Regions from separate parts of the Mus musculus genome. Here region 1 is linked to region 2. A link is a loop called in an ENCODE intact Hi-C map of the cell type or tissue named here. Cell type or tissue: left cerebral cortex. All regions are shown on one strand. Each heading gives the region's core, and the rest is flanking DNA. Links, peaks and the distances in the headings are about the cores only.

Region 1 (12,578 bases), core at 3,021-11,020, 48 kb after region 2:
CTTTTTAATAGTTTTTCCTACTCTAGACCTTTGGTTGGGTGGAAGACCAACCTTCTGGGGAGAGGGGACTAGGGGTGGCATGCACGACTCCCTCTGACAAGGGAGGCAATGAAGCTAGAAGAGGCCACAGTCTCAACAGCATGGTATATCCCTCCTTCCATAAAGGATCTATGTCCCCACTGCTTATGAGGGGCTAATGACCATGCGGGCTGACTCTAGAGCAGAACATGAAGCATTCCTTCCTTAGGGGACACTGACACCAGGAACAACAGACATCTCGATCCTGGCAAATCTCTGAAGTCTCTTCGCCTTTACCACCCTCCCTCCCCTTCATCTGAGAAGTGAGGTAGCTGAACTAGTCTCTCAAAGTTTGTTGTAGGTGATCCTTGCTGAGTTGATCAAGCCTGGGGCTGTTGACCCTGAACCTCCAAGGGAGCACCCAGGTTTGAAGCCACTGATGCCTGGGTAGACTTCTGAGGTTCCTTATTGACGATGGTCAATGGATTTTAAACACTAAACATCAACAATACTGAGAGAAAGAGAGATGTGGGACATAATGCAATTTGCTTAATATTGTTCAGATTGCTACCTAATTCAAAAGCCAGTCACGATGTGGCCACCACTAAGGAACAATACGTAACCACAACCATGACAATGATTAACTAAATGATCAGATTTTTCACTTCCTTACCAAAGCCTGGAGAAATCTGAGCTGTGGCTGCCTTAAACCGTCTCTGAGTGAAATACATTTAAAAGCAACTACAAATTACTAATGACTAATGCCCTTCAATTTGGCCTCAAGCTGAGAGATTGTGTGCAGAAATAAAGTGTTTTATAATCCCACGGGCCTGCTCTATTATAGACTGCAGGGGACCAATCAAGTGGCTGTGAACATGTTAGCTGCATGTGTGTGCTCTCTGTGTGCTGTGTCCATGTGTACAGGGATCGTGCACCTAACCATGTGTGACTATGTAGCTGTAAGGCATGTGTGGTGTATGTGTATGTTCATGTGGAAATCAGTACTGAAAAAGTGTTTCCCCTTTTTAGTAGGAGTTCAACAGCCAGACAAAGACAGAGTTAGCTCTGAGGACCCAGAATCTGTGATGCCTGACAGGGGCCCAAAGCCAAAGCCTCACACACACACACACACACACACACACACACACACACACACTCACACACACACACACACACACTCACACACACACACTCACACACACACACACACTCACACACACACACTCACACACACACACACACACACACACCAGTTGCCTTTCAGCCAGGGTAGCCACATCTGCCCTTTGCAAAAAAGCAATCTCCAGCAAGCCCAGAAGAAAGCTTGAAGGAGAATAACTGCAGCTCACACGGGTGACCTATTTTCTGAATCCAGCTTTTGTGCAGCGTTCATTTCTTCAGCGAACAGCAGACCTTTTCAGGCCCAGAAAACAAAGCAGACTGCGTTCATCAGAATGTACGGAGTGCCAGCACAAAAGGACTTTCTTTAAAGATTATTCTGTGCATGTGTTTTGTGTCAATGTTATGTCATAGATGTGATATTAACTGCTGAGCCATCTCCCCAGCCCCAGAGGAAAGGCCCTGCTTCCCATGCAGGTCCTAAGTGGGTTGGCCTCAGATGACTATTATGGGAGGAGATGACACATCCATCAAACCCTTGCTGGCTTTACCTCCCCCATTAATCAAGATTAACTTGATGTCGACAAGTCGTGGGTGAGCCTACTGTGTGTCCTATCAGCACACCAAGCACAATGACAGCCACTCTTGAGGGTTCCCCATGCATCTCACTTGATAATTATGATTCCTTATGTCCCAACTTCAGGCTGCAAAGGCCCTTCCCTCCCCACATTGCCTGATCGAAACAAATCATCTCAGTGCTGTGCTCAGTCGCTGCAGATACAGTCGACAGGGTCACTCTTTAGAACTACAGATGTGGCGGGACACATAACATTGCTAATGGTTAGTTTCTGAAGTTGGAGAAGCATCTGATAGCTTCGAGTGACACACCGTGGGATGTATGCAGAGGACTGAGGTAAAGAGAGAAAGGGGGAGCCAGGAATAGGAAGTCAAGAAGTATCCCTTCAGGTCAGCATGCCAGGTGAGAGACCCTTGAGCAGCAGGAGCCAACGATGCTGTGTCTGATGAGCCCACAGGTTCCCAGGAAGCATCCGATCAGTTCAGGATCAAGACTCAGGTTGGAGGACTTCCAGGATCCAGTGGATCTAGATGCTCTTTTGGGGGGAGCAGTGAAGTGGTCGGTGCACACACAGCACACATGGGAGAGGAAGTCAGAGTCCAGGGAAGCACAGGGGGAGGCAGAAAGCAAGAGCGTGTCTAAGGGACCAAATATCTCACTGCTGTTGGTCAGTAATGATCTCTTGCCTTTCCATTTAGCGCTGTAGGGATCTTAAAGGGAGGTGGGAGCTGCGGGGGATGGCTCAGTGGTTAAGAGCACTTGCTGCTCTTGCAGAGGACCCAAGTTTGAGTGACAGCTCCCACCTGCAGCTTCAGTTCCAGGGTAGTCAGTGCCCTCCTCTGGCTTTCATAGACACCGAGCAGACATGTGGTACACAGATGGACACGCAGGCAAAACACCCATACACAGAGAATAAAAAGTTAGAATAAAAAGAAAGAAAGGGACGTGTTCCCCATCTCTGTAGTGCCCACCGAACTCATAACAGTCACCTGCAGACTAGCTCAGGGACTCAGACTCTCGTCATTGGAACTGATGTATTCACCAGCTTGTCTGCTTGCTGGGGGAGTAAAGTAAGGAGCAAGAACAGGATGTTAACTAGACCAGTCTGGTTCCAGAAGAGGGATCATAAAGATACTGAACAATGGCACTGGGTTAGAATTCAATTGTCTCATTTGGGGCAGAACTTTCCAACAGCATGTGGGGAGAGCCGAGATCTTTATCTTTGAAGTGATTGGGAGGTCATCCTGGTAAGCGGATGCTGGAAATTGGGTTTAAGAATGCAAGAGAGGGAGGGCAGAACAGGGAACCAGCAGGGTCCCAGGTGAAACAGGGACACGGAAGGTCACAGACAGTCTGTTCAAGCTGGGGGGTAAAGATACCAGCTGTCCCTGCGAAGGAGTGGCCCAACGGACTTCACTAGGATGGTCCCCACCCTCCCGGAGGGTACAGGCCTGGTACACCTGCCTCCTCCCTCCTCTCCTAAACCGGAACAGTACTCCTTAGCTCAGAGGGACCGCTAGAGAGAGGAACAGGATCCTGAAGAGGGCTGCTCTGCTCCACATGAAGCACTTCCACAGTAAGAACTGAAGTATGCCACATTCCCAGAGTGAGAACAGCAGCAACCTGGTAGCCATATCCCTGATTCCTCATCTCTAAGGTCACACCACATAGAATCTATTAATTTTAGATTTGCCTGGGCTACTATCTCCAGTGAAGCTAACAACAAAAGCACTATAGGGATGCACACACACAAATTCCACACTCAGCTCACCACCACCACCACCACCAGCACTACCACCACCAACAACAACAACAATAGCAACAGCAACAACAACAGCAACAGCTCAGAAGCAAAAGAATGCTGCATGTAGCTTTGAAAATGTCCCAAACATCACACAGTCAGCATCATACAGACAGGGACCTACCATGTGCTCCCTATACCTAGCCAGACCCTGTGCTAGGTGTGGGACTACATAAAATTAAAATAGATCATGATGAGATATATGAATGAATGAATGAATGAATGAATGCAGTTTTATTCCACAAAACAATTAATATACCTAAGAAATGTTGGTTGGGTATGAGATCCATTTTTTTTTCCTGGCAGAAATAGAATTTTTCATCACACTGGTTCATAATCAAATACACCCACATGTATGCACAAGAACAACCTCCAACACTCGCAAATAGAAAGACTTGGTCCTCCAAAAGGGAAGACTATTTAAAAAAAAAAAACAATTCTTTGTAACTTTATTGACTACCAGCTACTTGGTGGCTGAAAAAGTGGACAAAAGAGCTACCTTTTGGCTTTTTCCCCTCTAGGTAATTTTTCCTAGGAACATCCTATTACATTTCACTCTAAACAGATGCATTTCAGACAGAAGCAGATTATCCATTTTCTGCTCTACTTTAATATCCACATTTTCATTTCATGGGTTTTATCCCTCAATTCCAAATGACATTCTAAGTCAAATGAGAATTTAACCAATGTCACCAACTAACTGTTTTGTTTTGTTCTGTTTTTTTTTTTTTAATAAATCTTGGTGATGAGAAGAGGGCTACTGGGTATTATGAAATCTGCCCTAAATGGAAAACAGGACAGGCAATGGATGCAGTGATGGATTAAAAAGAATTTAAATCTGCTGGGCGGTGGTGGTGCACACCTTTAATCTCAGCACTCGGGAGGCAGAGGCAGGCAGATTTCTGAGTTCGAGGCCAGCCTGGTCTACAAAGTGAGTTCCAGGACAGCCAGGGCTACACAGAGAGAAAAACAAAAACAAAACAAAAAACAACAAACAAAAAAAGAAAGAAAGAAAAAAGTATATGAATCAGATACACACCTATCTATGCTGCCCACACTGATATATGCATGGTGTCAGGCATGTGAAGACCATGTCTGTGCTCACAGGGACACAGAAAGGGGGAGAGACATGACAAGGACTGTGGCTTTGATGTGGTTCATGTACCGTCAAGGTAGAATCTATACCTCCTTCTACAGAGACACCATCTCCCACCATCTCGAATACTTAAAACTATGTGACATCGTCATACCCGTTCCCTAATCATACTTTGGATAAGATCGTGTTGCAATACTTTTAGAATTCACATTTTTAAACGAGTCCTTCTAATTTACCCTCTAATCGAAGGACAGGGTGTTTTATTCTGCCAACAAATAATGCCGTGGTGCCAAGACAGGACCTCGCTGGTCTCATGACATGAATGTTTCGCAAAGAAATACAGGATGTTGTGAGCATCGGGGACACAAGCTCGATATCAGCCCTGTGGTGGTTATCCCACTGGCGCACACACAGAAAGCATCTGGGTGAGATTTCAACATCATTATTCCCCCAGGTCCCAGCCTTGAGGATTCTAGTTTAATTGGTCTGGGCTACAGCACTGAGAACCTCTGGGTTTTAAAGCCTCCCAGCTAAACAGACAGAGTCTGAGGATCCTGGTGTGTTCCTCAGTCCTGCCTAGCATGGAAAGGCCCTGGAGGGCTTGTTCAACAGACTACTCAGTCCTGACACTACCTGAGAATGAGGGCCCCAGAGTGCGCATCTCTAAGGAGCTATCTGGAGATGTAGGAGCGTACCATGAGAGACAGTGTTCCAGGGATGAGAGAGGATGCTCTGTGCTCTATGGAGGAAAGCACCATTGAAAGGCTCAGCGAAAAGACTGGATATGGGCAAGAGGCTTCCTAGAACCTCAGACTTCCTGTAGGGTCAGCTTAGCTGTAGGGCAATAAAAAATCAGTGTGCGTTGAGGTCTAATGGCAGGTGGGCATCTCCCTGGTTCTGGTCTAATGGCAGGTGGGCATCTCCCTGGTTCTGGTCTAATGACAGCTGGGCATCTCCCTGGTTCTGGTCTAATGGCAGCTGGGCATCTCCCTGGTTCTGGTCTAATGGCAGCTGGGCATCTCCCTGGTTCTGGTCTAATGGCAGCTGGGCATCTCCCTGGTTCTGGCATCTGTAGTCTTTAATGAGGGGAGAAATTACTTCTCCAGGCAAAAGAGACAGCTCCTCCCCACCCCTCTGGCCTGTCTGACTTTTTATTTTGCAATAACATTTCACTAAACTTCACAGGCTGCCCTTGAACTCACACGACAGTCTAGGTGGGCCTTGAACATGCAACCTTCCTGCCTCAACCTCCCCAGTAGCTGAGACAACAGACCTGGTTTACAAATAATCTTTTCAAAGGAATCCACACAGCAGGAATGTCCCATGAATTGGCTCTTAACTCTCTGGTTATTCAAAAATCTTGGCTGGATTATTTTGGAAAGACAGGTTAACACTTTGTAAGTATAACACTTCATATCTCTCATGATCCCCTTGCAAATGCCACCTCATTCCAGCTCTTACAGAACTCCTGGAATGAGGGCTAAGAGTGTCAGTTAGTGATAGAGGAGTTGTCTAATATGCCCAGGCCCTGGTCCAAACCACCACTGTGGTGAGAAGAGAAAAAAAGAAAGAAGGAAGGGGGAATAAAAAGAGGGGGGGGAGGAGGGAAGGAAGGAGGGAGGGAGAAAAGGAGGGGAGAAAGAGGTTCATACATCTCCACTGTGTGCTTTCACCAAAGCTAATGAGCTAACCCACTCCTGCTCCCTCTGGCCACCCCACCTCCCCACCCCCACCCCGTGAGCATTTTTCAATATAGTAACACGTTACATACATTTGCCTCTACCTAGTGGTTTTCAATTAAAACCACTTCTGGAAACATGATTTGAACATACATAAGGTTTCCGAGACCCATTTAGAAGAAGACACGGCACAACTAGATACTGATCAAAAGAAAGAAAGAAAACGGTAAAATATCTGAAGAATGCTCCCCACGTCACCATGCAGCTGTCTGCAGCCGCTGGCTCTGGCAGCCTCTGGCTCTGCTGTCTTTCTCTTTCTCAATTGGGTGCTGAGCAGGGGTCCCAGGAAGCCCTCCCATCTACCTGACCACTGTTTCAGAGACCTGCCAACTCAAGAAGACAGATTAATTAGCTTCTTCCCTCTCCTAAGCACCTCTGGCCCTCTCTAACTGCCCATCACCCCATCACCGGCAAGCTTTCATCTCTCAGTCCTTCCCAGTCAGGAAAGGCTACACATGAAGATGTGCTGTCTGCACAGGCCAGCCCACACCTGCTATTTTTCAACCCAGGGAGGTTTCCTTGGCAACCATCCACATCACTACCCCCGACTCTTCATTCGGTAAGCCCTGGTATTATCGAAGAACACAACCTCTTTATCAGGATTTGAGATCTGAAATGTTCCTTTCACAGTGCCCACCCCCTTGCCAAGCTATATCTCCTTGCAGCCTGGGATAGTGTCTAACACCAACTGTTCTTATCCCAGTGCCTGGCAAAGGTTCTCAAAAAACATGTTTGCTGGGTGAATGGATGTGATTTAGTAAGCTCTTTTTGTATGCAAGACTTTAAATACCCAAAGGGCTTATGCATTTTGGGTATTTAAAAACAAACTTGACAAAACAGTTTGCAAACAGCCATATGGTGGTTACCTCGGAAGAGCTATGGAAAATGTGAACTGAACATTTGACTTCCTCTGACTCCGTTTAAAGAATCAACAATGTCATTAGGAGGGCTACCTATGAACTGAATACAGAGGAGCCTTACCCTCTCACACCGGGTTTCCGAGTAGCAATTGGAGAGGTTGTGCATGCTCAAAGTCTCCCAGCCAAAGGCTCAGCTCACCATGTGTGTGAACCCTAGTTCATCTGGGCTTTACCTGCCCAGAGAAAAGGACAACTCTTTCAAAGCATCATACAACCATAGCTGAACACCAAGTTGGGCAGTCTTTCATAAGTCACATAAAAGCACGGGACGGGTCATGTCCCCTGTGTCTTCTAGTTACTCAAAACCAAATGTAGCAACACCCTTAAAGATGGCAGGCGCCACATCATTATACATTAGCCAGTCTGGATGAGTAGGTTGCTAACAGATACTAAGGAACGCTATGCAAGAGGGCAAGTCTCAGTAGAATTACAAGGCACTGACACACTCATTTGGAATCAAATATCACTTTAGCACTTGAAGAGAATTCAGATAATGTACTTTCTCATTTAATAGGAAAGAGAGCTTACAATAGTCACATAGATTTCTAATACAAGAGTGGTACTCGTAGCCAGTCAGAGGTAAATTTAATTTTGTGTTAGCTTAGGCCCCAAATAACACTTCAGTATCCTAAAGGACCCACTGTTAGGTCTCCGATGAGAACATCTAATGATGAATGAACAGCTTTGCAATTTAATTGAGACTCGAATTCCTATCGGACCCTTACACTGCACCAAAGGATTTTCCATATCTGTTAGTATCAAGAGTTCCCCCCTAACTTTCAAAATTAACTCCGATAGAAGAGAAATAAATCAAGCTTTTATAAGATCTTATAGACGTCAGGGTGTTCTTTTCCTGGCAGAAATTCTAATCCTTTTTTTTTCTTTTTTGAGAAAAGATTAATGACCAAAGCAACTTAGTCTAAGATTAAAATTCCCCATTTATATTAAATTTATATTGTGTGCCACGTATATCAATTCCAGAGGGGTAATTTTCTGTGTTGAATTATTTATAGTCTTTTGTAATAAGATAGCTGATAAACTTTTAAATACTCATGTATAAGCTTAATTCAAAGATGGTAAAATAAACCAATACTGACAACAGAAATCTTGGGACCCTGCAGAATGTGTGTACGTCTTTCTGTCTACCTGCATAGACATTTGCTCACTAAAATAATTGTGTCTGCATCGTCGTACGAAGACGTGGTGAATCAAAATGAGCGTAAGGAATAATGAATGATTGTGGCTATTGAATGATGAATACATACAATGAATTTCGTGACTTAAGATGACAAATCAGATAATGTCTACTGTGGTAGAGAGAGCAATAAATTATCCAATTATTTGGTTAGCCTATGAATTTTAATATATCTGACCTTGCTATTTCTCTAGGAAAGTCTGCGTGGGGGTTGATTTCGCCTACCATACCAAGACTCTTATGGTACAAATATACACTAACTACCATATACCCAACACTGGGCTGCATGGTGACATGTGCATAAATCCCCAACATGCACCCTGCTCGCATTCCTCCCATCTACTAACACATCTTACCTTGGCACTGGCCACAAGGGTTTCCAACTAAGACACAGCTATTAAAGAAGAAAATGAAATTTGCTTTGGATTGGTTAGCAGTCATCCCTCCCATTAGTTTCTGTTGCTGCTGCACATTAGTACAAATTTCACCCCTTAAAACAACACCAACTCAGTCCTGTGCAGGCCTAAAGGGGAGATGTCAGCAGTGGACCTGAGTGGGCCATGTTCCTCCTGGAGGTTCAGGAGAGAATCTGTCTGCCTTTCCAGCCTTCCTCAGTTCACGGCCCCTCCGTCTTCAAAGCCAGCGGTTCTGGGACCTCCACCCTTGACTGTGGCTTCCCCTTCTTCCTCATAGGATCATGTCATGACAGTGAGCGATCCTTGCCCTTCATTTAACTATCCCTGTAGCATTGTTTGCCATGTCTGGTGGCATATTTACAGATGACAATGACAAGGATGGGGATACAGGCAGCCTCGGGGAACATCACTCTCTACCACACCTTCCAGTTCTATGTACTGGCTGGTTTTGAGTGTCACTTTGAAACAAGCTACAGTCATCAGGAAAGAAGGAGCCTCAGTTGAGGAAATGACTCCATGAGTTCCAGCTGCAAGGCATTTTCTCAATTAGTGATGTATAGAGTCAGCCTCAGACCATGGTGGATGGTACCATCGATGGGTTGTTGGTCTTGGGTTCTATAAGAAAGCAGGCTGAGCACACCTGCAAGAAGTAGCCTGCTCCCCCATCCCTTGCCTGAATCTGGACCTCAGCACCTGCTAGGAAGAGCCTCTGACCCTTCAAATTCTATAGCAAACGCAGCCTGGCCCTTTCTGTTCTAGAGGAAGCAAGTGCCCCACGGAAGTGCAGAAGCCCAGTACTTGAACAGTCACACTGGTTAGGCCGGAGAACTGAAAAAAAAACATCTGTACATATTGTCGTCTTACTGCCCCAGCGCTTGTTTAGTGTGTAACCTAGGCAGCCTCCCTCTTTCCTTGGCACCATCTCTGCTGGCACCCACTTGGATCCCTAATACACATGAGGTGGGACTGGGGAAAACAGAATGTTCCTAAGCTTTGCCTGCTTGGTTTGGCCATGAGAAGTGGTTCTCTTCGTCTGATTCCTTCAGGGTCTCTCCCTATTTCTTGCTGCTTTGTCCTTCACTGGTCCTCTGTGAGATTCATTCCTTTTAAATGGCAGTGAATCTTGCTTTGCCTCGGAGACCCCAGTGGGCACGGTTCCACCTCTTCTGCCAAGTCTGTTTATCCAGCCCTCTGCTGATACAGCCTCGAAAGGGTTGGTGGCTCAAGACTGTTAGCCTGGCAGAGCCAGGGGAGGGAGACGTTTGCTCCAGGAAGACCTGGGGCAGGTAGACCAGACCGCCCACCACTGCTTCTCGCTGCCTCTTCACCTGCCCACTACCCCCCGGGCCAGTTTGCCTCTTCGGGATTGTATTTTCCAAGCCTTGTACTGTGTTTGTCTGATGTTAATGTGTGTTGCTCCTTGAATCGAGTTTGGAGGAAGAATTGAATTGTATGTGTGATGGCATGTTGGTAATGCCAGACTTAATGTCACATGGGCCCTCTTGGCCTAGCTAATTGAATGCTGAAAGTGGCACCGCGTGACAGCCACAGTGCTGACTCCTGAATTCTCAATAGTGTTTTGACTCAAGGGCTGGCAGCCCAGGGGATGGAGCCTGTTGGGAGCAAAGACTTCCCTCTGTTGATCCTCCCCACGTAACCCACCCAGGCCAGGGCAGCTTCTGCCTGTGTTTGGAGTTCTACATTAATGAACTACACTTAGTATAGTCCTTACTTGTATTCTCAAAAGGGTCCTACCTAGCCTGTCTTTCTTTCCAAAACCATACCATATCCTTCAGCCCCAGAGCCTGGCTGCCATGTCCATCCTCTTTGGGAGAAGTACGAATGTGTGTGTCTAAATTAAAAGAAAAAAATATTTAAACATTTTTTAACAAAATAAAATTTATTTTTGTATTAAAAAGAAAGAAAGAAAGAAAGAAAGAAAGAAAGAAAGAAAGAAAGAAAGAAAGAAAGAAAGAAAGGAAGGAAGGAAGGAAGGAAGGAAGGAAGGAAGAAAGAAAGAAAGAAAGAAAGAAAGAAAGAAAGAAAGAAAGAAAGAAAGAAAGAAAGAAAGAAAGAAAGAAAGAAAGAAAGAAAGCAGGCTGAGTAAGCCATGGGTAGCAAGCCGGTAAGCAGCACCCTTTCATGGACTGTGTATATCAGCTCCTGCCTCCAGAGTTCCGCCCTGTTTGAGTTCCTGTCCCGACTTCCTTCAATAATGAACAGCAAGATGGAAGTGTAAGCCAAATAAACCCTTTCCTTCCCAGCTTGCTTCTTGGTCATGGTGTTTCACTGCAGCAAGAGAGACCCTGACTAAGACAGCATGTAATGTTGCACTCTTTCGCAGAGGTGCTGCGTAGAACTGGAGTATGAAACCTATTTGGGGGATGAGGAAGGCCATTACTTGAGGCTTGGCTTTGACAACTTGCTGGCTGGGTAAAGCTGATCCATAGACTCAAGCTCTCTGAGTCTTTACTCTGTACACTGGAGCCAATGCTTCCAGGGATTAAAGGAAAGATGAACATAAAGCAATTAGGGGCTGGTGAAATGACTCAGCGGTTAAGAGCACCGACTGCTCTTCTAAAGGTCCTGAGTTCAAATCTCAGCAACCACATGGTGACTCACAACCATCTGTAATGAGATCTGACACCCTCTTCTGGTGTGTCTAAAGACAGCTACAATGTACTTACATATAATAATAAATAAATCTTTGGGCCGGAGCAAGCAGGGCTGGAGGGAGCAGAGGTCCTGAGTTCAATTCCCAGCAACCACATGATGGCTCACAACCATCTGTACAGCTACAGTGTACTCATATAAATAAAATAAATACATCTTTTATTTAAAAAAAAAAAAGCAATTAGCTCCCAGTCCACTGTAAGATTTGAATGCATGCGAGAGCCCCTCCCCTTCTGACTACACATTTAAAGGTACAGCAGCCTGTAACTAACTACATCCTGATGTCTGCTGTATTGGCATGGTAAGTGAGTGAAGAAAAAAGACAGTTGAATAGTAGATTAGTGGCTTTGTTGGACAATACCTTTAAACATTCAAAAGGCTGCAGTAGTTTAAGTGCAACCTAATAAAACAGTAGATTTTTTAAAAATTAGTATATTTTGGTATTGATCCTCGTTGTTACATGTGTGTGTATGTGTATGTGTGTGTGTGTGTGTGTGTGTGTGTGTGTGTGTGTGTGTGTACGTACGTGCGTGTGCGTGTGTTTCACTCCACACATTTTAAAGGTAGATCTACTGCAGTTTACTTTCCTTGCATTGCTTCCACTCAGCTGCTACAGGTCTTGTACAAAGCTATTTTGTATGTAGGAGGGAACACTTTCCTATTTGGTAGATAAATACCCAGGGACAGAATTGTTGGTTAGGCTTCTTCTTTTGCTTCAATTAAAGTTTGTGCTATTTTTCCCCTAAGTTTGCAGCATTTAAAAGTCTAACCCACAAATCAAAAACAGAGCCAGACAGTAATTGGGGGAGGCATGGGAGTCTTGTTCACGGTTTACCTCACCTTATCCCACACAGAGCCCTCCAGTCAACCCCACTCGGGGCTGCTGCAGCCAGCTGAGAAAGCTTTCTCCTTGTCCTGCTGTTTCCTCAGGCTGGCTGCTTCCCCAAGTGTCCTTTGCTTGTCTGGGAAAGGGCTTGACCAAACAGAGAATCCACCACCCCATACGGGCATACCACTTCCCTGG
Region 2 (12,578 bases), core at 1,407-9,406:
AGTCTGTTTTCTAATACAGAAACAGGGTGTTAGCTGCCTGGGGGGGGGGGGGATGCTGAGTACACCAGGTCTGGCTACACGGGATGCTTCTCAGTGGCTGAAACTGCAACATGAAGTCAGGCTGTACATTGCAGGTAGCAGTTTTTTTAAATGATGCCTCTCAAACTCCCATTTCAGAGCATCCTTCTGCCATACTTTTGTGTCTTGTTGGATGAGCAGGATAAACATGTTGTTTACCAGGAGCGCATCTCCCACACACAGCATCCCTTATGAACACCCTTGAAACCAAGCAAGCATGAGAATTATTTCCATCTATAAAATGGGGTTTGCACTCTCATACTGCCTGGGAACACAAATGGCTTCAGCACTTAGTAGATAAGCAGTCTGGGACACAGCATCTCCAAGCTTAACTTTGCTTAGTAGTGAGATGGGAAATAATCTCCATCATTGAGAATGAACAAAAGTGCATAATAAAAAGGCACCTATCAGAGTCAGGGTGTGGGAGCCAGTCCCAGTGAGTGAAGGCTTCCTTCCTGCTGGACGCATGCTTAGCAAGCTCCATATCCCAGAAATTCAACACTTAGCTGGCGTGTGGCAGCGGCCATAGAAGGAAGAGCTGCCTGTGCTGGCCTGAAGCTCTCTCCCTCCTCACCAAGGCTTTGCCCCTGTAGTTGGTTAAGAGACTGGGGATGTACCAGGCAGAGGCATGGTGTCTCCATAGCTGAGGAAAACTCAAGAGAATGGAGATATGTTAATATTTAATAGCTGCACACACCAGCTAAGTATATGGTGTCACTTCAGCACAGTCTACAGATAAAAACTCAATAAAAACTGATGTCATTTCTAAACACACACATACATATGCACACACACATGCACACATGCACAATGCATACATGAACACTTTCACATACACACACACATATGATATCTGTGGTCTCCTGATTTTTGCCTATATGTGAGACTTTTTTTTTTAGTATTAAACACGAACAACTATCTATTGTCTCTTTCCACTGCCTCCTTTTAATTCTGTTCAGTTTTTCCCAAGATGTGATGGCAACTCTGGTAGATTGTCAGCTACCCTCACCCATTACTAACACAAAGTAGGCTCTGCCTCTTTCTCCTACCCACAGGAAATTGTCAGGTGTTTGTTGGGTATAAATATGTGCTAAATGATACTAATGTAGATACTAGCATGAATTATACTGAAGTCTTTTAGTTCACTGAATCACAAAAGATAGATTCCAGCCATATACCCGCTCATATACCTATCCCATGTCCCTGGGCACTTGGCCAGACCAGGTATTGGGTTCTTCATAACACTCACAGTCGTACTAACAAGCATCTCACAGATGAGTCTGTGTGTTTATAAAATAACATATACAAACACTCTATACAAATGTAAGGTGCTGCCATTATATGAATATTACTGATAGAGAAACCAACCATCTGGAGGCAGTATAGGAGAAAAGAAACAATGAGAAGTTGTTTGTGTTCAACACACACAAAGGTACCTTAGCTAAAATCACAGACCAGACACGAGACAGGCACTCATGTGGTATGTGAGTGTGAGTGTGTGTTTGTGTGTGTGTTCACACACGTGTATGTCTGTGTGCATGTGTGTGTATGTGTCTATTCATGTGTGTCTGCACCCATGCATGTGAGTGCACATGTGTGTGTACAGTCACTCTGAACAAGCACCTGTGACATACAAGGCTTGAAGGAGAGGGGGACCCAAGCAGTTACCTGAGAGCCTTAGAACCATTGACACTGTGACCAAACCCCAGACTAAGAGAGGGCCCATTTCTGCGGTGCTGAGTTAAGTTAAGCTCCATGCCACTAGCAAACTTTCACAGATGTGCACATCTGACTCCAGGATTGGTGCAATGGAGTCAAGGAAGGCTTCTATGGAATCTTACCACACACGGTGCTTTTTCCAGGGGCTGTTGAAGTGCTGGAGTGACTCCTGCCTCTCAGCTCATCACAGGCACTGTGCCTATACATCCACCACCAAGGAAGTCCCTGGACAATAAAGTCATATAGCTCGTAGCAATCACAGCCAGGGAGACTTTGAAAACTGGAGTTTCAGGGCTGGGAGTGGAGCCCAGTGGTAGAGCATTTGCCTGCGTCCCAACCTCAATCTTCAGAATAAGAGAAAAAAAAAAAGATCTTGGACTTTGGTGACTCTATTGAGGGGCAGAATCATGAACTCTGGAATCTCCAACCCCTGGTCTTATCATATGAAAATAGTTTTCTATTGTCTAGATTATTTTTCTCATGGCAATCTAAAACATATTTTCTATGTAGGGACTCTCCTCCTCTTTTTCCTCCTCCATCTCTTCCTCCTCCATCTCCTCCTCCTCTTCCTCCTCCTCTTCCTCTTCCTCCTCCTTCTCTTCCTTCTCCTCCATCTCCTCCTCCTCCATCTCCTCCTCTTTCTTCTCCTCCTCCTCCACCTCCTCCTCCTCTTCCTCCTCCTCCGTCTCCTCCTCCTCCTCTTTCTTCTTCTCTTCAGCAATTTGCTCCCCAGCAGTATGTATCAGAGTATTCGCACCGTTAGCATCCTGCCTCACACACATTGCTCAGTTGACAGTGCTTTACCAGTATTTTTCTTTGTCAGCAGTGCCTACACCAGGCACCGAGGGGAAAAGGCTAGAGATGTTGATTATAGCTTCTCACAGCCCAAGTGAATTGTGAGTCTTGACATCTTGTCAACATTTGATTGTGATATGGTCACATTCTGTTAACTACCTGGTTCGTAGGATAGCCCACTTGAATTAAAATATCACACTTACATTGGTGTCATCAAAATAGAAGGAAATAATGGTTTAATTTCTCAGAAATAAAATAAGATCAAGGGTATTTTTGTGGTCTTTTAAAAATAAAGTATAGGCCATCTGCAAGTTTGATTCCACTAGCCTTGTTAGGGCAGGCACTGTTGCTGTATTTAATCTAAATCCACTTATTCACACAAACTGAAGGGAAAGCATATACAATCAATATTGCATTTAGGCTTCACATGCAGACAATGCTAATTTGAACCATTACTGATTGTACTTTTCAAAGACTGCATAAACGCTTGCCTCACTGATCTCACAAATAGGACGTTGTTCCTGTGGGTGTATATGCAGGGCCACAGAGCTGAGTGAAGCTTGGCTGGGGAAAGCGATACTCTATTTCAGTAATAAGGTATGAGGATGATGGGGGAGAAGTACAGAGGGTCAGAAAACCAAATAGAGGTGTGTAGCAGTGGGGGGACAGGGAACTGGGGGTAGCTACTAGGAAGTCCCAGATGCTAGGAAAGCAAGAGGCTCCCAGGACCCAACGGGGATGGCATTAGCTGAAATGCCCAACAAAGGAGAGAGCGAACCTGTAGAGACCATATCCAGAGGTTAGGCACAGCCCCCATTTGAGAAATGGGGTCACCTACTCATCTCAAAAATATTAGCCCAGAATTGCTCCTGTCTAAAAGAAATACAGGGACAAAGAGAAGCAGTTTGCTGGGATTAGAACAGGAGTACCTCCTTCCACATTATGCCACTCAACGAGCTGCACATCTTTGGTTAGCGTCCCTTTCAGGACACATCACTTGAAATCTAAGGAGGTATTTGCCAATCCAATAGCTTTGGTGCCTTCCTTGAGGTGCAGTCCATTCATCTGATCCCTCTGGCTTCCTCACCAAATGTTCATTCATCCAGCAAATATGCATTGAGCGCCTACTCTGGGCCAGCACTGAATGGAGAGTTTCAGGGTTCAAGTCCCCACCAAAGTTTCAAGTCCTGGGAGTCCAGACCCTCCCATACTGTGCAGAGATGACTTGTGGGCTAAGCGCAGGCTGGGTGTGAAGGCTGCAGTGGCAGGCTACTACCCAGAGATAAGAAGTAGGAGCCTCCATGTGGCCCAGGAATGTGGGAGGGAAATCCGTTGCCCACTACTGTTAGTGAAGGGGAAATTGAAAATAAACTTGGACAGATATAATACGGGATAGGAGGACTCTGCTCTCCTTCAAAGGAACCATGAGCCTCCGCCCCTGTGGGGTTCACCAGGTCCTTATGAAATGTGTATTTCTTCATTTTAATGTCAGTGGTTGCACTGTCACAAATGCAAACCTCCCAGATCACCTGGGTAACTAACTACCTGCCGTATAGTTTTAGTACCCACACTCATTTGCTATGAGACTGTGCCCGGCTCACAGAAAGCAATGGCTAGAAGCCAGAGGAGTTATTGTTCTCAAAGAGAGATCATGTGGACTGAAACGCAACCACATGGCAGTGGGTAGGGATCAGGTCAACACGTGGCATGTGGTATGCCAGACTCAAAGAACCCACACTTGTGTGCTGAGACACAATCGAGTGCTAAGGCATAAAACAATAGCCTGTCTCATCAAACTGCTGATTAGCAGGTCACTGGCTTTGTAGTTTTTAAATATTTTTAATGGGTCTATAAATATGTGATAAGAAGTTTAGATCTAGTTCCGAACTTTTAAACCTATTTAAGAAACGTTTACAATAAGTAAATAATGTAATCTGCCAGCTTTTGCTTTTTGTTTAAGGTGGGTCTATTACCCAAATAAAAAAATGGAAGGCCATATACGGTGGGGAACATTGAAGAAGATTGAGTAGCGACTGGTCGGAGCAGAGACTGGCATGAGCTACCTACTGTCTTAGCCTCCGTATGATCGGCCATCATACAGAAGACTGACCATGCATACAGAGTGGAGATGGAAAGCCCTCTAGGAAGGCGACTGCCTGTGTCCTCTGATACAAAGAATCCATTTGCTTTCTCCCAGAGAGCTGCTTTCAGGTGAAGGTCGGGTGCTGGGAAGTGCTGACCAAACAAGCCAGCTGCACGAGTGACTCACACACAGCTTACCCGGCTGGAAAGCTCCCCGACTTCTGTATGCCTCATCTCTGTTATTGAGGCCAGAACTAAATTAGGACCAAACTCTTTTCTATTGCAGCAAGCTAACAGTGTACCCAGGAGAAGTTGCTATGAACATGGTTGGAACAGCTAGAGAAACTGCATGCAGCTCTGTAGGCTGCTTGGAGCTGAAATGAGGCTCACCACCAAGCCATAGGTTGTAGGCTTGTTTATCTAGGAAAAGTAGTTTGCCAAGTCAGGCCCCTGGAAGAAAGCTGCCTCTCCCAGAGGGTCACCATTTCCTAAGGGGGTGAAGGCACCCTATGAGCTGGCTGTGACTTAGTCCTGATTCTCTGAGATTAAGTCTTATCAGTCAGTATCCCTCACCAATGAGTATTTTAGAGTTCTATAAGGATAAAGACTTCTAGCCTGAACACTGTAGAGAGCATGCCATGCCCATAAAGAGGCACAACATCCAGACACTGAACAAGTGCAAAGAACTAGATATTTCCTGCTTACCTCAGGAGCCATCCAGAATGGGGTCCCAACTGATGTGTTTCTCCGCAGCCGTGTGCTTGTAAGTTGAGCAGAGACACCTACGGGAAAAGGGTATCAGGATTTACCAGTGAGCACGAGATGCTAGATCGAGGTTGGCAATGTTTTCTGTAAAAGTCCCAATAGTGGCTATTTTAGGTGTCATGGTTCCTGTCACAATTACTAACTGCTACCATAGTGCTAAAGCAGCTACAGAAAATGCATCAATGAGTGAGTGTGCCCATATCTAAATAAAACTTCATTTATGGATGCTGAAATCTGAATCAAGTATAATTTTCACATATCATAATATAGTCTTTTGAGGCTTTAGCAGTCATTAAAAAATATAAAAATTAGACAAAGCATGGTGGCACACGTCTGCAATCTCAGCATGTGGGATCCCGCTAAAGCAGGAGAATCGAAGATTTAAAGTCCAGCCTGGGCTACATAGTGAGTTTGAGACCAGTCTGAGCTATAACAAGATCTGGACTACAATGACTATATATGTACATATATATAATTCTTAGGTCATGGACTACATAAAAATAGAAGGTGGGTCATATCTTTCCCATGAACAATACTTTTCTAACCTCTGAATGGAGTTTTGATCATTCTATCAAAATCATTAGAATTTCTGTTTCCTGATGAATATTCTTGTCCGTGTGAATGGAAATTTGGAATATAAAGAAAAACATCAACAACTATGATCAGCCCAAAATATCTCCCTATTATGTTTCTCAATTATTTCAGATGATTTCTTTAATAAGTGTTTCATTTTATGGAGGAGGAAGATTGGCAAGAATTATCTCTAATAGAGCATCAGTGTAGTCACAAAAAGATTTCCATCCCTTATCGAGCCTACAAGACTAGCAACTTGGCAAGAAAGCATTGCTTCTGAAATGGAAAAAGAAATTGACAGCGCTATTATCTAAAGCTCACTGTTGAGGACCTGAATTTCAATATTAGTCCAATGTCCTCCAATGACCTCTCTTCTTTGTACCATCAAATAAAGTAGAGGTAAATGTAGGCTGGATGGAAGGTTCAGAGGCTCTCTCGCCTTCCAGCTCAGCAATGCCCTTTCACTGACGATGTATCTGCCCTGTCTTTGAGCTGCAATTTCTCAGTCTTCAGGCTCAGGACAATGGCAACCGTCATGCCTAACGTATAGGTTCTTCTGAGACCAAATCCGAGGATAATCATGTCATGTACTTTATAAATGTAATGTATTTTTATTTTTTTGTACTAAGCGATAGTCTAGCACAGTCCTATTGAAAATGAGGAACTTCAGCACTACTGCAACTGAAGACAAGAACTCAGGGCTTAATACCATATGCTGCTTAGCAATGGACACACCCTAGAGACCATAGGGCCTGCATGACTTGCAGAGAACCACAGGCTGGTTCCTGGGTTAGCCATTTGCATTCTTTTTCATAGAGATCCAGAAAGGGCTGCTTCCCCCCATACACACACACACACACACACACACACACACACACACACTTGATATATGAACCTCAGCCTTCCAAACAGCTCCATGTCACAGTGCCACAGATAATCGCCATTTCACCAAGTCCCCCATAACAATACAGTAATCAAACAGTCACCCTTTCTGCTTTTAGTTTCTGGAATCTTCTCTTACAGAAACTGGATGCACAGGAACTTTCCACTGGGAAGATTAAGGACGCTTTCTCTCTCGAAGCTTGCTAAGCTGACACCTGAATAAGTCAGCTTGAAGCCCTATCCTCGCTCACCCTTCCAGGCTATATGGTCAATACCCTCAAGGCCATGCGGAAAGTACATTGCTACAGTTCTGTCACTCCTCCTATTGACAGAGGAGCACAGCCTTGGACAACTGGCTCCCTCTACCCTTTTTCTTGACTAGCCTCTTAAAACACAGACCAACACACCTAAAGCAACCTCATTTTAAAAACTGATTTGTAGTCTATGTGCAGCAGTGTTTTGTCTATCTGTGCACCATATGCATGCAGGAGACCAAGTAGGCCAGAAGAAAGTATCCTGTTCTCAGGATCTGGGGGTACAGACAGCTATGAGCCTCCAAACAGGTTCTGGGAGCAACAGAAACTGAGCCATCTGTCCACTCCCACTTTCATTCATTCTTCAATAACTTCTTTTTCTCAAATCGTTTGCTGATACATTCATATACCAAATTCATATTTCTTATAAATAAAAAAAATGAATATTAAAATTTCCTCTGGTGATGTTAGGAACAGTTAGGAGTACTCTAAATGGTTTCTCATTATTTGTAACAATAACCCAGAGGTACTAACTAATCTTAAACTTATTTAGAGGAGTAAATCACTCTGTATGCCAAAAAAGAGAGCTCAATGGCTTGTGGGTTTAGGACTGTCAAAGCAGAGGTTGGGAGAAGAGGCCACATTCTCCCGCCTCAGGTAGAACTGTCTGCATTTCCTATTAATGTTTTCGGGTCAACCAGCCTCACGTGTTGAAGCAATAGTCAAGAATTTCACATCCCCCAGGCCCAAAAGACCAGTTTACCTTCTGTGCACTGCAAATAAGTATGCCCAAGGCTAGAGAAAGTCATTTAAAAGACCAAACTGCTTTCTCTTTTCATATGCAAAAGAGAGATGAAAAATGTAAATTATAGACAATTGCCCTGAGGTGGGAGAGTCTCACAGAAAGCAAAAAACAAACAGAACCAGAATTCCATTTTCTGTCGATTTTTCCTTTCGCAATACTTTTATTTTCTATTTTTAATAAAATTGCTTTGAAAGCTGAAAATAATTAGCAAAGGGCATCTGGAAAGCCCCCTCCCTACTCTTGGGCCCGTTTGCCTGGAAAGTCCCTGAGCTTGTGGCACAGCAGAGAGCCCCGGTCTTCAGAGATTGCAATAAATTGTCCCCTTTGGCTAAAACTGCACACATCAAGAAAACAAATGACAGACTCATTACCAAAGTCAACGAGCTTAACTCCTCCTTCTGTCGTCAGAAGAATGTTATTCCCCTTCACATCTCGGTGGATGATTCGGTGGCAGTGCAAATGCTGAAGGCCCTGTCCGGTGTCCCAGCACCATGGCGGGACAGAGAGAGAAAGAAAGAAAGCAGAGCTGTCAGCAAATGGACCCAGCAGCCCTGATCAAAGCACACATTAGGTTATTCCATCCCGAAGTTTACTCTCCATAGTTCACGTGCTAAGCCAGGCAGTGCACAATAGACATTCTTACCAAGAGGGCTCCATACAGAATGTAGGAAATCACAGCTTCGTCCAGCCTCTTGCCGCACCTCAGAAGGCCCTTGACAAGCTCAGTGACAGAGCCCCCATTACACAGCTGGAGAGGTAGTGCAGGACAGAGAGGGAGCCAGAAAACCCAAACAAAAAGAAAAGACAAATGCATTTAGAAGAAGAAAAAAAAAAATCTATTGATTACTGACAATGGGCTAAATTTTCAGATTACAAAAACTCCAGACTGAAATAGTTTGCAAATTTCTATTAGCCAACCAAATCAGGTTCTTTGTATATGTCTGTTCTTTGTTCAAAGTAATGATTTATGAGTAGTGATTTATGCTGATACCAGAAGCTGACTTTTTAATTGTCAAGTCAAATATAAAAGCACAAGTTATTACTTAGAAATATGAAAGAGAAAAAGAAGAATGTATCTGTAACCATGGTAACTTACTCGATACCTTTCACTTTATGTGACTATTGTCTTTAAAAACAACAACATATATTTTGAGGATGAAAAAGACTGAAGAGGCAAAATGAATGCCCTTGATACATATGCCCAGGGGATTCAGGGATAAACGGCACTGATTGTAGATGTCAATGTTTGCTTGCTACAAGCCTCCTTAAATCAAGGCATCTCCTTGGGTACTTTCTCTAGCTCCTCCATTGGGGGCCCTGTGTTCCATCCCATAGATGACTGTGAGCATCCACTTCTGTATTTGCCAGGCACTGGCATAGCCTCACAAGAGACGGCTAGGGGTCTGCAACCCTATAGGTGGAACAACAATATGAACTAATCAGTATCCCCAGAACTCGTGTCTCTAGCTGCATATGTAGCAGAAGATGGCCTAGTCGACCATCATAGGAATGAGAGGCCCCTTGGTCTTGCAAACTTTACATGCCCCAGTACAGGGAAATGCCAGGCCCAAGAAGTGGGAGTGGGTGGGTAGGAGAGCAGGGTGGGGGGGGGGGTATAGGGGACTTTGGGGATAGCATTTGAAATGTAAATGAAGAAAATATCTAATAAAAAAAGTTAAAAAAAGAAAAAAAGAAAAAAAATCAAGGCATCTATGGGCAGTGTGATATAAACCCATGCATTTTTCTGGAGAACAAACTGGGAGCTAGCTTCAGTTGCCAATAGCTATCCTTGAGCTTATGTAAAAGCCTTTCTTTAGAGACTCTTTAGGGCTCCCTGTGGTGCTTTGTGTGAAATAAGAGTCAACTAGTGAGTTGGGGGGGGGGTTGCTCCCCTGCTTGAGTGGACTGGCCTTCTTACATAATCTGAGGAAGGACAGATCAGCAGCTAGCTATCCTAAAAGAGACAGCAGCATAGTAAGAGCTACTCAACTCTAGTTACGAACAACTGCAGCGTCTAGTGAAGGATGAGCCTATGGGTGCCTTCCCTGCTGTGTGATTGGCAGATCCTTGTACAGTACAATCAGCTTGGAGTGAAATGCTGGTGCTTTTAGCATCTAAGTTGCTCGTAAGTATGTGACTAAAACTTCAATAGGAAATCATGGCATCCTTAAAATTAGCACAAAATTACTATGAGGAAATGTTTTGTAGGGACCCGTAGTGAAATGTTTAAAGACTATGATGACCCTTTGGGTTTGGTACTATATTAAGTGACCTTGAGGTCAGCAGTCTGCTAATATCAAGTAGAACTGGCCACTCAATCCCATTGGCTCTCATGTCCCAAATGCTGTATTCCAATAGTCTATCTTCCTATAGTTTAGATGTGGAATGTTCCCCAAAGTTTATCCATTAAAAAATTGGCCTCCAGGGTGGCACTGTTAGGAGATGCTATGGGTCTTTTGGAAGAAGGGCCTTGGAGGTCTTAGGTCTTTGGGGCGCACTCCCCACCAAATGAGTGGTACAGACCACTAGATGAGCCATTCTACACAAGTTCCGTTGGCATCAGCACTCCTACCAGAGGCTCCAAACCACAAGTCTTGCTAGCCATGGATTGGAACCTCTGAAACTCTAAGCTAGCATTTTCTCTTAAAACTTAATGATGTCAGGTATTTGTCACAGTGATGAACATCAAACGGCTCCAAACTCTTGGATTCTAGTTGTACCTTACAAGACCCTGAAAGGAAAAATAACATTCAGTGTTCATCTTTTTGCTCCCAGTGGCTGCAATTAGACTGTTTATCACCCAATAATCCTAGGATGACACAGTCCCCAGCCTCAAAGGGCTCTTTGCCCAGAAATGAGCACCTAAGTAACTTCATTTGCACTGTGGAGGGAGGATGTGTCCAGAGAGTAGGGCAAACTCTGTTGAGGGAGGACGAAAGGACTGAGACATTTTTCCATTGGAGATAACATTTCAGATGAAAAAGACAAAAGGCTGAAAGACAAAAGGGTTTGGAGTAGGAAGTGGAGGAGCATCCAGAGCAAAGGAGTTGAGATATCCCAGCAAAGAAAGGGAACATGAAAGAATTCTAATCACTCTGCTGCTCTTGGGTAAAGGGAGTTGGGAAGGGGGACAGAGAACGGGCATTATAGTTCTATACTGTGTCTACTTCAAAACTATGACATCATGACGTAGGACCACGAGTGGTTCTAGAGAAGCTTTAGGCAGGAGGTCTTCAGGTTTACATTCTGAAAAGATAATTTTGGCAGCAGATTGGCAGAGGAACCGAGGACAGCAGCATCAGACACAGGCTATCATCCATCAGAAAATTTGAAAACACCTCAGGGAGAGGGACTGAAGAGATAGTTCAGTTGGTGCCTTAGGCAAGGTCACCATTGCTGTGATTAAAACTCCATAACCAAAGCAACTTGGGGAGTAACTTGGGGAGTGACTTATGTTTCCATGTCACTCTTCATCACTGTAGGAAGTCGGGGCAGGAACTCTAACAGGGATCTGGAGGCGAAGCTGAAGCAGAGACCATGGAGGGATGCTGCTTACCGGCTTGCTCTTCATGGCCTGCTCAGCCTGCTTTCTTATAGAACCCAGGACCACCCAAACCAGGGTTGGCACCACCCATTACCAATGGGGCCCTCTCCTACCAGTAACTAATTAAGAAAATATACTATAGCCATGTCTACAGTCCAATCTTTTCTCAGCTAAGGCTCCCTCCTCTATGTTAACTCTAGCTTCTGTCAAGTCGGCATCAAATTAGTCAGTACAGTTTATAAAGTTCTTGTCATGCAAGCATGAGGGCCTAGGTTCAGGTTGGCATCACTCACATTAAAAGCCAAGTAGCAGTTAGTATCTGTGATCCCAGCATTGGGGAGATCAGAGGCAAGTGGATCCCTAGAGCTTTCTGGCCACACAATCTTCCTGAACTGGTAAGCTCTGGGTTTAGTGAGAGATTCTGTCTGAAAGAATAAGATAAAGAGCTACTGAGAAATGTATTAGGGCTGGTGAGATGGCTCAGTGGTTAAGAGCACCCGACTGCTCTTCCAAAGGTCCAGAGTTCAAATCCCAGCAACCACATGGTGGCTCACAACCATCTGTAACAAGATCTGTTGCCCTCTTCTGGAGTGTCTGAAGACAGCTACAGTGTACTTACATAAAATAAATAAATAAATCATAAAAAAAATGGTAAACATTAAAAAAAAAAAAAAAGCCGGGCATGGTGGCGCACGCCTTTAATCCCAGCACTCGGTAGGCAGAGGCAGGTAGATTTCTGAGTTCGAGGCCAGCCTGGTCTACAAAGTGAGTTCCAGGACAGCCAGGGCTATACAGAAAAACCCTGTCTCGAAAAAACCAAAAAAAAAAGATATATATATAGAGAGAAATGTATTGACCTCTAACTTCCAAACACAAGTGCGCACAAATGCACACATGCACACACATGAACTGGGGTTCACAGATATACCACATACACAAACAGCAGCAGCAACCAAGGGAGTCCGGGACCAAAGTCAAGACATGAAATACCTAGGAAATAGAATCAAAATAGGTTTCTCAGCGCCTCTGTGTGGATGGTGAAGACAGTCGATGGATAGAAGATGAAAGTACCTGGTAAGTT

Evidence for each region. A loop is a pair of places that touch in the nucleus more often than their neighbours do. Peaks named below come from ENCODE experiments on the same cell type or tissue, not always from the same donor. Only the 100,000 strongest peaks of a DNase experiment are listed, where the experiment ranks them.
Region 1: a loop joins it to region 2, with 2.3 times the contacts of the local background. A loop is called at or near these places in 1 of 42 quality-filtered maps.

Annotation. Positions count from the first base shown.
Region 1 is chr2:70,054,886-70,067,463 of GRCm38, reverse strand. The region is part of intron 2 of Myo3b (myosin IIIB); the gene reads right to left. Among named protein-coding and RNA genes, the nearest start is that of Myo3b, 22 kb to the right of the region's middle. In left cerebral cortex, for the core only: no CTCF peak of the experiment used is centred there; a DNase peak (open chromatin) is centred at 6,944.
Region 2 is chr2:70,101,500-70,114,077 of GRCm38, reverse strand. Myo3b (myosin IIIB) reads right to left here. Exons shown (of 35, transcript NM_177376.4): 5 at 8,597-8,701; 6 at 8,325-8,424; 7 at 5,380-5,456. Among named protein-coding and RNA genes, the nearest start is that of Myo3b, 69 kb to the right of the region's middle. In left cerebral cortex, for the core only: no CTCF peak of the experiment used is centred there; a DNase peak (open chromatin) is centred at 4,898.